Regions from separate parts of the Homo sapiens genome. Here region 1 is linked to region 2. A link is a contact called in ENCODE Hi-C data. All regions are on one chromosome and are shown on one strand. Each heading gives the region's core, a stretch centred on a gene start or an enhancer-like site at or near the end of the contact. The rest is flanking DNA. Distances are from core to core; before and after follow the strand shown. Region 1 has its middle 170 kb from the start of QKI. Region 2 has its middle 680 kb from the start of QKI.

The links. A loop is a pair of places that touch in the nucleus more often than their neighbours do. Pooled maps may share reads with other maps.
Region 1: a map of gastrocnemius medialis shows a loop between it and region 2 (4-fold over the local background). The contact joins two enhancer-like sites. A Hi-C loop is called at or near these places in 24 of 168 maps with a recorded cell type or tissue (MCF 10A, Right ventricle myocardium inferior, cardiac septum and 8 more) and 17 of 50 pooled maps.

The regions. Positions count from the first base shown.
Region 1 is chr6:163,586,822-163,591,737 of GRCh38, forward strand. No RefSeq gene overlaps it. Among named protein-coding and RNA genes, the nearest start is that of QKI, 170 kb to the left of the region's middle. RefSeq lists an enhancer at 611-1,810. Within about 2 kb of position 1,535, at least 5 of the 41 ENCODE cell types and tissues checked have a DNase peak (open chromatin) inside an H3K27ac peak, as active enhancers do; they include gastrocnemius medialis and psoas muscle, where a contact is called at or near this core.
Region 2 is chr6:164,096,602-164,101,241 of GRCh38, forward strand. No RefSeq gene overlaps it. Among named protein-coding and RNA genes, the nearest start is that of QKI, 680 kb to the left of the region's middle. Within about 2 kb of position 1,415, at least 9 of the 41 ENCODE cell types and tissues checked have a DNase peak (open chromatin) inside an H3K27ac peak, as active enhancers do; they include gastrocnemius medialis and psoas muscle, where a contact is called at or near this core.

The sequences.
Region 1 (4,916 bases), core at 285-2,784, 510 kb before region 2:
GAGGCTGAGGCAGGAGAATCGCCTGAACCCGGGAGGCGGAGGTTGCAGTGAGCCAAGATCACGCCACTACACTCCAGCCTGGGCAACAGAGCAAAATTCCGCCAAAAAAACACAAAACAAACGAACAAAAACCAGGAGCTTGCCGTCTAGGCAGCAGCCCACAGAGCAGTAGCTCCCACACTCCAAGCCCCAGACCTGCCTGGAAAGACCTGGGAATAGACCTTGAAGATCTGAGGGTTTACCCTAGTGTGAAACCCCGTTCTGTGCCTGGCCACAGTTATGTCTGGAGGCCAGTGTGGCCAAATAGTAACATTTTAACCACAGGGAGTACAGACAGAAAGGGAGGCTTTCCCTCTGTGCGCCCCCCGGCTGCCCTTTCTCCTGTCCAGCAGAACAGGTTTGAGCTTTTATCATTATTCCAAAAAAATTAATATTTTTGAAGAAGTAGGAAAGTACTTGTACTTGTGAAACACTCAGAATTTCCAATTAGAAAGGCACATATTTAAGGTGCTGCATAAATTTTCTCATGTATCCATATTTCTCTGTCAGCATAACGCAGGCTCTCTGGAATATGGCTGCTTTCTCACTCTGGAGATTTTAGACAGGTAACTTCAACCTGAAACCTCAGGTCTCTCATCTATAAAATGGGGATAAAGTACCTATGTCACAGGGCTCCTAAGAGGGTCAACTGAGCTAATTAACGTAAACCTCTTAGCACATTGCCTGGAACTGGTGTGTGTTCAGTGAGTATGTGTCATTATTTTCCTCTATTGTTTCCTGTTGCTAAATTAAGAATGTGTATTTAGTCAAGGCACGGTGGTTCACGCCTGTAATCCAGCACTTCGGGAGACTGAGGCGGGTGGATCACTTGAGGTCAGGAGTTTGAGACCAGCCTGGCCAACATGGTGAAACCCAGTCTCTACTAAAAATACAAAAATTAGCTAGGCATGGTGGCATGCACCAGGAATCCCAGCTACTGAGGAGGCTGAGGCAGGAGAATTGGTTGAACCCAGGAGGTGGAGGTTGCAATGGGCCAACATCGTGCCACTGCACTCCAGCCTGGATGACAGAGTGAGACACTGTCTTAAAAAAAAGGGGGGGCGTATTTAATCTACCTGGAGTCATTGGGAAGTGAGTCATTTCCTGTCCTCTTTATAGCCTTGAAGATTTCATATGTCTTCTTAAGAAACTCATGTACTTTGGGGTGCCCATGTTACATGGTGAGTAAGATATTTTACACATTTTTGTACGATTAAAATAATGTGTGTACTTTATAAATAAGCTGTAGTTTTCCAGCAAAATCTAGCTAAACTCCTACCACAAATGTAACAGGCATATAAAATTGTGATTACCTAAAAAGTCACTACTATGCAATGATATTTAAACCTTATATGTCCTCATATTAAATTCTGCTTTGTACATTGAACTGCAGTTTATGTGACCTGAATATTTATTTCAAAGATAAACAGTACCTACACATTGCTCCAAGGGTTAGATTAGGGTGTTTATTCCCAGGCATTTTTTTCTGTTGTATTCGGATGAGACACAGACACGTCAGACAATTTCATCAGTAATGAACAGGAAACACACCAGATGCCAGCCTCGTGCCAAAGACTCCAACTGATCACCAAGGAACATCTGCCAAAATGCTTTTTAAACTCTTGGAGCACAGCTGTGTCTGTGCGCCCTGCTCCCTCGGTTAAGCTTCCGCTGGCATGACCTGCAATGACCGGCGGGTCCTGATGTGCTTTTTCCCTGATGGTAAAACTTTTGAAAGTTTTTTCTTATGTCCCTGTGTCCCTGCGAAGCCCTTGAGTCAGGCCACCTGCAAGGGAAAACCTTGACCGATTCACAAGGACACATTCGTCGCTTTCTCAGGACGTGACTGGCGCCACCCTTATTCTCTACGGTCACACTGGTGTGCGGCCCACAGAGAGCCCTCTCTTGAGAAATGGGCACGATGACTTAGAAGGCTTGGCGGGCCACTCGTCCCTTTAAATTGAGGGCGCATGTAGAGTAAGCAATCTCATCTGAACGCCACCCGCTTGGCAGGCTTTTCCTCACCCCCTTATTGTAAGGCACCTTTTGCTTTACTATTTCCCCGGGGCGCAGGCCGGGATGCAGACAGAGGCTGGCTGTAGTCTTTGAAAGCACCATTGACTTGGTTTCGGGGGCGACCGCACACAGGGCACCAAGACCCTGTTGAAGGGATTAGGTCTTAGGTTGCCTTGTGCCCACAGTTTTGCTTTGCAAGGAGTCTAGCGCCTCTGAAGAATGTGACAGAAAATGTAGTACTAACAATAATACTCCCTGGAATTGCACATGGGCCTGCTTCTTTAACAGAAGAGAAAGGAGTAAGGATGAGGAGAGAGCCAAGGAGTAAGGGTGAACAGAAGACAAGAATTGAGATTTGGCCCCTGGGAGAGTCAGAGGAGAATTCAGTGAGAAGACTGGGAAGATGAATAGACCAAACAAACAATCCTCCTAACTGGGCAGCTGGAGGAAAATAAGGAGGAGGTAAAATTGCTGGTGTCAGTTTTTTTACACGTAAACTTACATTCTTGGGCTTTATATAGTATACTTTTTTAGTTGAACGAATGCTATAAATACGCATTTTTTTGTTTGAGTAGATTAGAATGCTTGTCACAAAGAGCCTTGTAATTGGCATTGTAGAAGCTTTCTGGGCTCCTGACTCTAAAAGAAGAATTGGCACAGGAGTGGAATTGCGGTGTGGAGGAGGGCTGCTTGTATGAACAGGAAACCATGGTGGAAGTTGTTCAGATGAATGACGTGCTGAGGTTGGAAATCCCATTTCTAAAATAATGGAGGTGTGATAGTCATGCCATAGGTCAGCTGACTAGAATAACAAAATTGAGTTGAGAATAAAGCTGAGAAAACTATTGAAAATCAGCCACGGAGTTGTGCTGGGCAACCTCATGTTTTACTCAGGATCTTAGGAAGTCTTTGCATGACCCAGGATTTAAAAGCATTCATGCAGTTAAAGGACTGCTTGTCGTGAAGAAACCTCAGGGACAAGAAAGGAATGAGCTTCAGTCTGAAGCCGGCATGAACGTAGGCTGGAAAAGAGATCACTACAGTCACAATTGCCAGGTGCGTCACCAGAGGCTGTTTCCATGTGACGTTCTTGCCACAATTTAGAATTAAATTTAATATCTTCTCCTCCCCTGTAGTGGGTGTGCCCTCAAAGCTCCAAAAATGGTTGAACCCAACAAGCCCAGCACTGAGCTGTCTCTCCATCTAGACTCCCTTCCCCTCAGCTATTTCCCCCCTCACCTTCCATTCGCTGGCCAAGGTGGAACCCTGGAAGTCAGCCTTGCCCCCGCATCCCAGCTGCCCTCCCTCTGCTCTGTTGAGAGGTGAGGCCAGCTGGACTTCCTGGGTTGAGTGGGGACTTGGGGAACTTTTCTGTCTTACAAGAGGATTGTAAAATGCACCAATCAGGAACTTTCCTGTCTTACAAGAGGATTGTAAAACGCACCAATCAGCATAAAACACACTAATTAGACTAAAACACACCAATCAGTGCTCTGTAAAACGCACCAATCAGCAGGATTCTAAAAGTAGCCAATCGCAGGGAGGATTGAAAGAAAGGGCACTCTGATAGGACAGAAACCAAACATGGGCGGGGACAATAAGGAAATAAAAGCTGGCCACCTCGACCGGCGGCAGTAAGCCGCTAGGGTTCTCTTCGAAAGCCTTTCACTCTTCACAGTAAATCTTGCTACCGCTTACTCTTTGGGTCCGTGCCATCTTTGAGAGCTGTAACACTCACCGGGAAGGTCGGCGACTCCGTTCTTGAAGTCAGCACCACCACGAATCCACTGGCAGGAACCAACTCCGGACACACTGTGGTTTTCCCTGTTGTTGGCCTTTGGGCCTCCCTGTTCTCCACCAGCGCAGCCTGGAATCTCCACAGCCCCCGGGGCTCTACTTCCTGCAGCCTCAGCTGCTCCTTCACACGGTGGAATCCCCGCCAGACTCATCAGGGCTTAGGCCTGGGCCTTCCCACTCCCGCCTCTGCTTTCTTTTTGAGTCTGGAGCCTAGAAAGAGCCTGTGTTTTGGATGATCCTCCTTCCTGCAAGGCCCCAACATGCCATTTCCCCAGCCCCGTCGGGGGCAAACGTTGGTACTGAAGGTGCCGTCCTGTGCTTGAAGCGGCGTTCTTCCAGATGGTCCTGGGGAACACACTCTTTTTCCACAAAGGCCCTTCAGCGGCGCCTTGTCCACCCATCCCCTCTATAGTCCCCTCTATTCCGACTTCTCCAGCCACTCCTGCCCTGCGCATCTCCCCAAACGCCCCGCCTTTATGTGATGGTATGCTCTTCTCCAAATCACCTCGACATAGCAAAAGCACTCCACAGAGACCAACTGTTCCTATCATTGCCCCCCAAAACATACTCTTGGAGGGCTTCAATCAACCGGAGACACGGCCATTTTACCAGAGAATCCCGGCAACGCCCCCAACATCCTCCCTGCCTGTCTCTCCGTCGTCATCTCTCCCCACCTACCCTGCCCTTCACCCTCTAAGCTCGAGTCGTGTATAAATTATTGTTGCACAAACTTTTTTTTTTGAGTTGCAGCCGAAGTCTTGATCTGTCGCCCAGGCTGGAGTGCAGTGGCGCGATCTCGGCTCACTGCAAGCTCTGCCTCCCGGGTTCACGCTATTCTCCTACCTCAGCCTCCCGAGTAGCTGGGACTGCAGGCGCCGCCACCATGCCCGGCTAATTTTGTATATTTAGTAGAGATGGGGTTTCAACATTGTTGGCCAGGATGGTATTTTCATAGGTAAGTTAAACAGAATCCTTTCCATATATCAATTCTAATAATTTGTTAAAGAAAAAAAAATTTTTTTTTTTTTGAGACAGAGTCTCACTCTGTCACCCAGGCTGGAGTG
Region 2 (4,640 bases), core at 165-2,664:
TTTTTGTTTTTTTGTTTTTTTTTTTCACAGTCATGGAGGCTAGAACTGAAGAAATCAAGGTGTCAGCAGGGTTGTGAAGAAGGACTGGCTCCAGGCCCCTCTCTCTGGCTTGCAGATGACTGTCTTCAGGCTCACATAGCATTCTCCAACTTTCTCCTTTTTTTTTTTTTTTCTTGAGACGGAGTCTCGCTCTGTCACCCAGGCTAGAGTGCAGTGGTATGATCGTGGCTCACTGCAAGCTCTGCCTCTTGGGTTCATGCCATTCTCCTGCCTCAGCTTCCCGAGTAGCTGGGACTGCAGGCGCCCACCACCACGCCCGGCTAATTTTTTGTATTTTTAGCAGAGTCGGGGTTTCACCATGTTAGCCAGGATGGTCTCGATCTCCTGACCTCCTAATCCGCCCGCCTCAGCCTCCCAAAGTGCTGGGATTACAGGCATGAGCCACCGCGCCCGGCCTGTTGCTGCTGTTTTGTTTTCTTGTTTTAGATTTTAGAAAGTGGGCTGAAATCCTTCTGCAGGATGGTCAGCTCCAGAAGCCATGTGTTTTATCCACCAACACATCCTCATCAACCTCAGTGCCTGGCACAGAGCTGGTGGTCAATGAATATTTGTTGTGTGTGTGGATATGCAAATGAACACAAGCAAAGCAGGGCAGATGCATAGGAGAAAGGGGTCACTGATGAACGCTCTAGCATGGTGGGTCCTGGTCTGCTCTACTCTGAGTTGGTCCGTGCTGGTCAGTATGGAAACCTCCAGTTACGTTCTAGTCAAGGAGGCCCTGAGGGAATGTCTTCCAGCCCTGTATTCATTAGGCAGGCATTCACGAGGATGATCTTCAAATAACTGACACTTACTGTTCACTCACTAACACAAATTCCTGCAAGTTGGATTTTAGCTTCCTTTATAGATCTCTTGCTGTTTCATATCCTGCATAAACTTTTATTTTCTACTTTACTTGGATAATGTCCTATATCATTCTGCCCTACCTCTCTTTCTCTAATCAAACTGACATCTGGTCCCTTGTTCTCAATTACTTTACTGTAAAGAGAAAAGTCTCCATGGGCGACACTCCGGGAGTCTAGAAACCGTGGTGAGTTCCTTTGACTCACTCTTGCCCCCTTCTGCTGGTTTCTCTGTACCTGCAGGCCTCTGGGCTGGCCTTGTGCTGTTGCATGGTATGGTTAGGCTCTGAGGCTTTTATAAGCACAGGTTCTTCTAGAATTCAGCCTGTCACATATTTGCAGAGTCTCTGTTGATAGAATTGTAGGAAGGGAAACTTGGAAGTTTAGGCATCTATTTCCTATGGGCTTCTAAGCTCAGCTTTGGACCCCACGCTGGGCCTGATGGTTCCCCACTTTCAACTCTAGGAATCTCTTTCTGGCAGACTTCCTCACAACTCCTGCACACTTCCTGCTCCCTCAACAGGAAGCACTGCAAATGAGCTGTCCTCGCGTTCTTTCCGAGTTTCTGCTTCCCTCTAGAATAAGGAAATGCTATTACGCATAGCAGTTGGAAATTAAACAAAAGGAAATGAGCCTAACCAAACAATAATTATCCATCACATACTCACACACACCACACACGGGGAGGTGGGACTGGGGGTTGCAAACGCACACAGCTTTAATGATCATAAAATAGAACCAGGACTACTTGGACTAAAGTGAGTCCAACTTTTCCAGAAGGCAGTATGATGTAAGAATATAGGCTGTGTGTGAGTCATGCTTTGATAATTCAGCTGAGTGACTTTGGACAAGTTATTTGAACTTTCTGAGTCTCAGATGCCTCATATATTTAACGGAGATACCATATGCTCATTGAAGGGATTAAGTGAACGAACTCCTTAAAAGCTCAGCTCGGTGGCTGGCACATCAGCAAAATGCTTATCATTCAGAATAATAATTATTAATTACCCTACTTTGTCTATAGGAAATGGTGATGCTTTAAGTTTATAGAAAATTTATCCTGAGAATATAAAAGGTCATGCTATTTGAAGCAACACTATAGAGAAGACCATGAAGAACAGAATCTGTGTTGAGTTATTGATCTACACATTATACTGGGGAGTGCAATGGATCGTATCAATAACCGTTTGATTCAACTCAGCATATTTTCAGCAACTTCAAGTATACCATTCTGATAGAATTGAGGGCAAAGGTTTTCTCTCTCTCTAATTTATCCAAATATAAAAAACTCTGGGCTTTTTCCATGCAACACAAACACTGGGGTTTTAAATTACATTTTTCAACTCTGATCTAGATATTTGGCACTGTGTAGACAGAGCCTGGAAACTCCTCAAAGGAGTGCAAAACAAGACAAACAGCTTAGCACGAGGATGGATGTTGTGTTTGTCTAGCGCCTGTGACAATGACACTAATCCAAAGTCCACACCCAAGGGAATGTGCATCAACACACTTGAAAATGTAGCTGCGAGCTGCATCGGTCCTATGTGGAGCTGCTGAGCCAGGGGACATGCTGTAAGCGAGCTCAGCATGACAGGAACGGCAGTCACAAACCCTTATCTTCAGCCGAGTTCACACCCTTGAGAACACCGTGAGCAAGGACAGCTGATGTGAAGCAAGAAGGCTGACGTCACTGTTGAGTGTGGAGCACAAGATGTACATATAGAATAAAAATAACTACTTGCTGGCCTGTTTATTCATGCACCCAAAAGCCCTTCAGACTTGGTTGACATTTCATGCTAAATAACGGTAATGACGAATGGAAGTTCTGCCATTTTCCTGTCATTTTTGTTTTGTTCTTCCTCTTTCCCTCTCATTTCCCCTTCCCCATTTTTAAAGCTCTGAATAACAGCCAGACATAAAAAGCCAACTTGAGGCTCATCGGGGTGATCTGCGTCAGTCATCCCCCACCCCTGGACTGTGTGAACGCAGAGGCCGACTCTCTGAGTGAGGCTTCCAGGTGCTGCAAAACGCTCCATTCATAGGGACACTGAGTGTAAAAAGAAAGCTGCCCATGGGTAAAAGGAACACAAAACACAATGAGAGAGTGATCGTTCTCAGAGTGACACTGGGGCCTCTGCGGGAAAGCTAGGCAACACAGTGCAGATGAAAGAAAGGCAGAAAAAACATTTTGGCCAGAGCAGATGCGAAACCGTTAGAGTGAAAAGAACAGGCTCGCTCTTGACTCGCTGGGGCAGATCTCGCCGCAGGGCAGCAGGCGGTGCTGGTCCAGATACTCTGGGGAGTCTGCGCGGTGTGCCCGGAGCCCCTGGGCGAACACGGGGCACGTTGCTGAGAAGCAGTATTTTGTGTCTCTCATTCATTCCCAGTTAATCTCTTAAGTTTTCTTCAGCAACAGAACTTATTTGTAATGCCATGTGCTCTATTGTCTCTTGGGGATAAATAATTAATTTCTACTAGGCTACACCTTGGCTTTAAAATAATTCGTGAAAATCTCAAGGGAAGTCATCAATTTAGAGAGGAAATCAAAATTGGGAAACTTGATTAACCTTATTTCAGGGAGTGTGGGATCATATGAACAAACTGCATAATTTTTTGTAACTTTTGAAACTCTCTTTTTCTATATTCCTTCATTGCTATCTAAGCATGCTGCGTACATATTTTTATCTCTAATATACTTACATTTCTATGTGTGTATTAATTTCACAGATTTGATTCCTATGTTGTTGTCTATTATTTACATATGTATACATTCATACTCTAACTCAGTTTGGTAGACCTGAAAAATAAGCCCAGTATGCTTTAACTAGAACATGAGATGGTCAACAAACAAGTCCTATATTCATTCCAATTCCTTCCTTCTCCTGTGGTCCCAGACCCCCTTCACCCCCAGCCTGGACCACTGCAATGGCCTCCTACGGGCTCCTGCTCAGTCCACGTGCCCCCTGCTCCCTGGTCTCCACACACAGCTACAGTGGTGTTTAAAAAAATGTCACAAATCATGACATTCCCTTACTTTAAACCTCCAATGAAAGGAAACCTACGGATCAAAAGAGACTTATGCCAAATACCCACTAGTTGTAATATATGAACTTTATTAAGATCCTGATTCAAGCAAACTGAAGCAAAAATTATACACACATCAACCTTTAAACACTGACACAATATTGGATCATGTTAATTTGTTGTTCTTAAAATATTCTTCAATGTTCCCGCGTGATACATGCAGAATTATTTATGGGTGAAATGAAACCATATTTGGAGTTTGCATTAAAATCTGGGTGGGCTGGGGAGGACTGGGTGGGATGTGGATGAAAGAGGAGGTTCAGGAGTGGTTGATTGTGGGAGCTTGGCAATGCCTCTTGGTTACTTGTGGTACCATTCGATATACCTTCGAGTATGTTTAGCATCAATTGTGTTTTTAAAACCAGAAATATATGACAAAACAGAGCCCTCCGCAGACTTACAACTGAACTTTGGCTCATCCCAGGCCTGCGGACTGGACTCTCTCCTCCACCTGCAGGCTCCTCTCCTCCACCTGTAGGCTCCCCTCCTCCACCTGCAGGTCCCTCTCCTCCACCTGCAGGCCCCCCTTCTCCACCTGCAGGCCCCCCTTCTCTACCTGCAGGCCCCCCTCCTCCACCTGCAGGCCACCCTCCTCCATCTGCAGCCCCCCTCCTCCATCTGCAGCCCCCCTCCTCCACCTGCAGGACCCCCTCC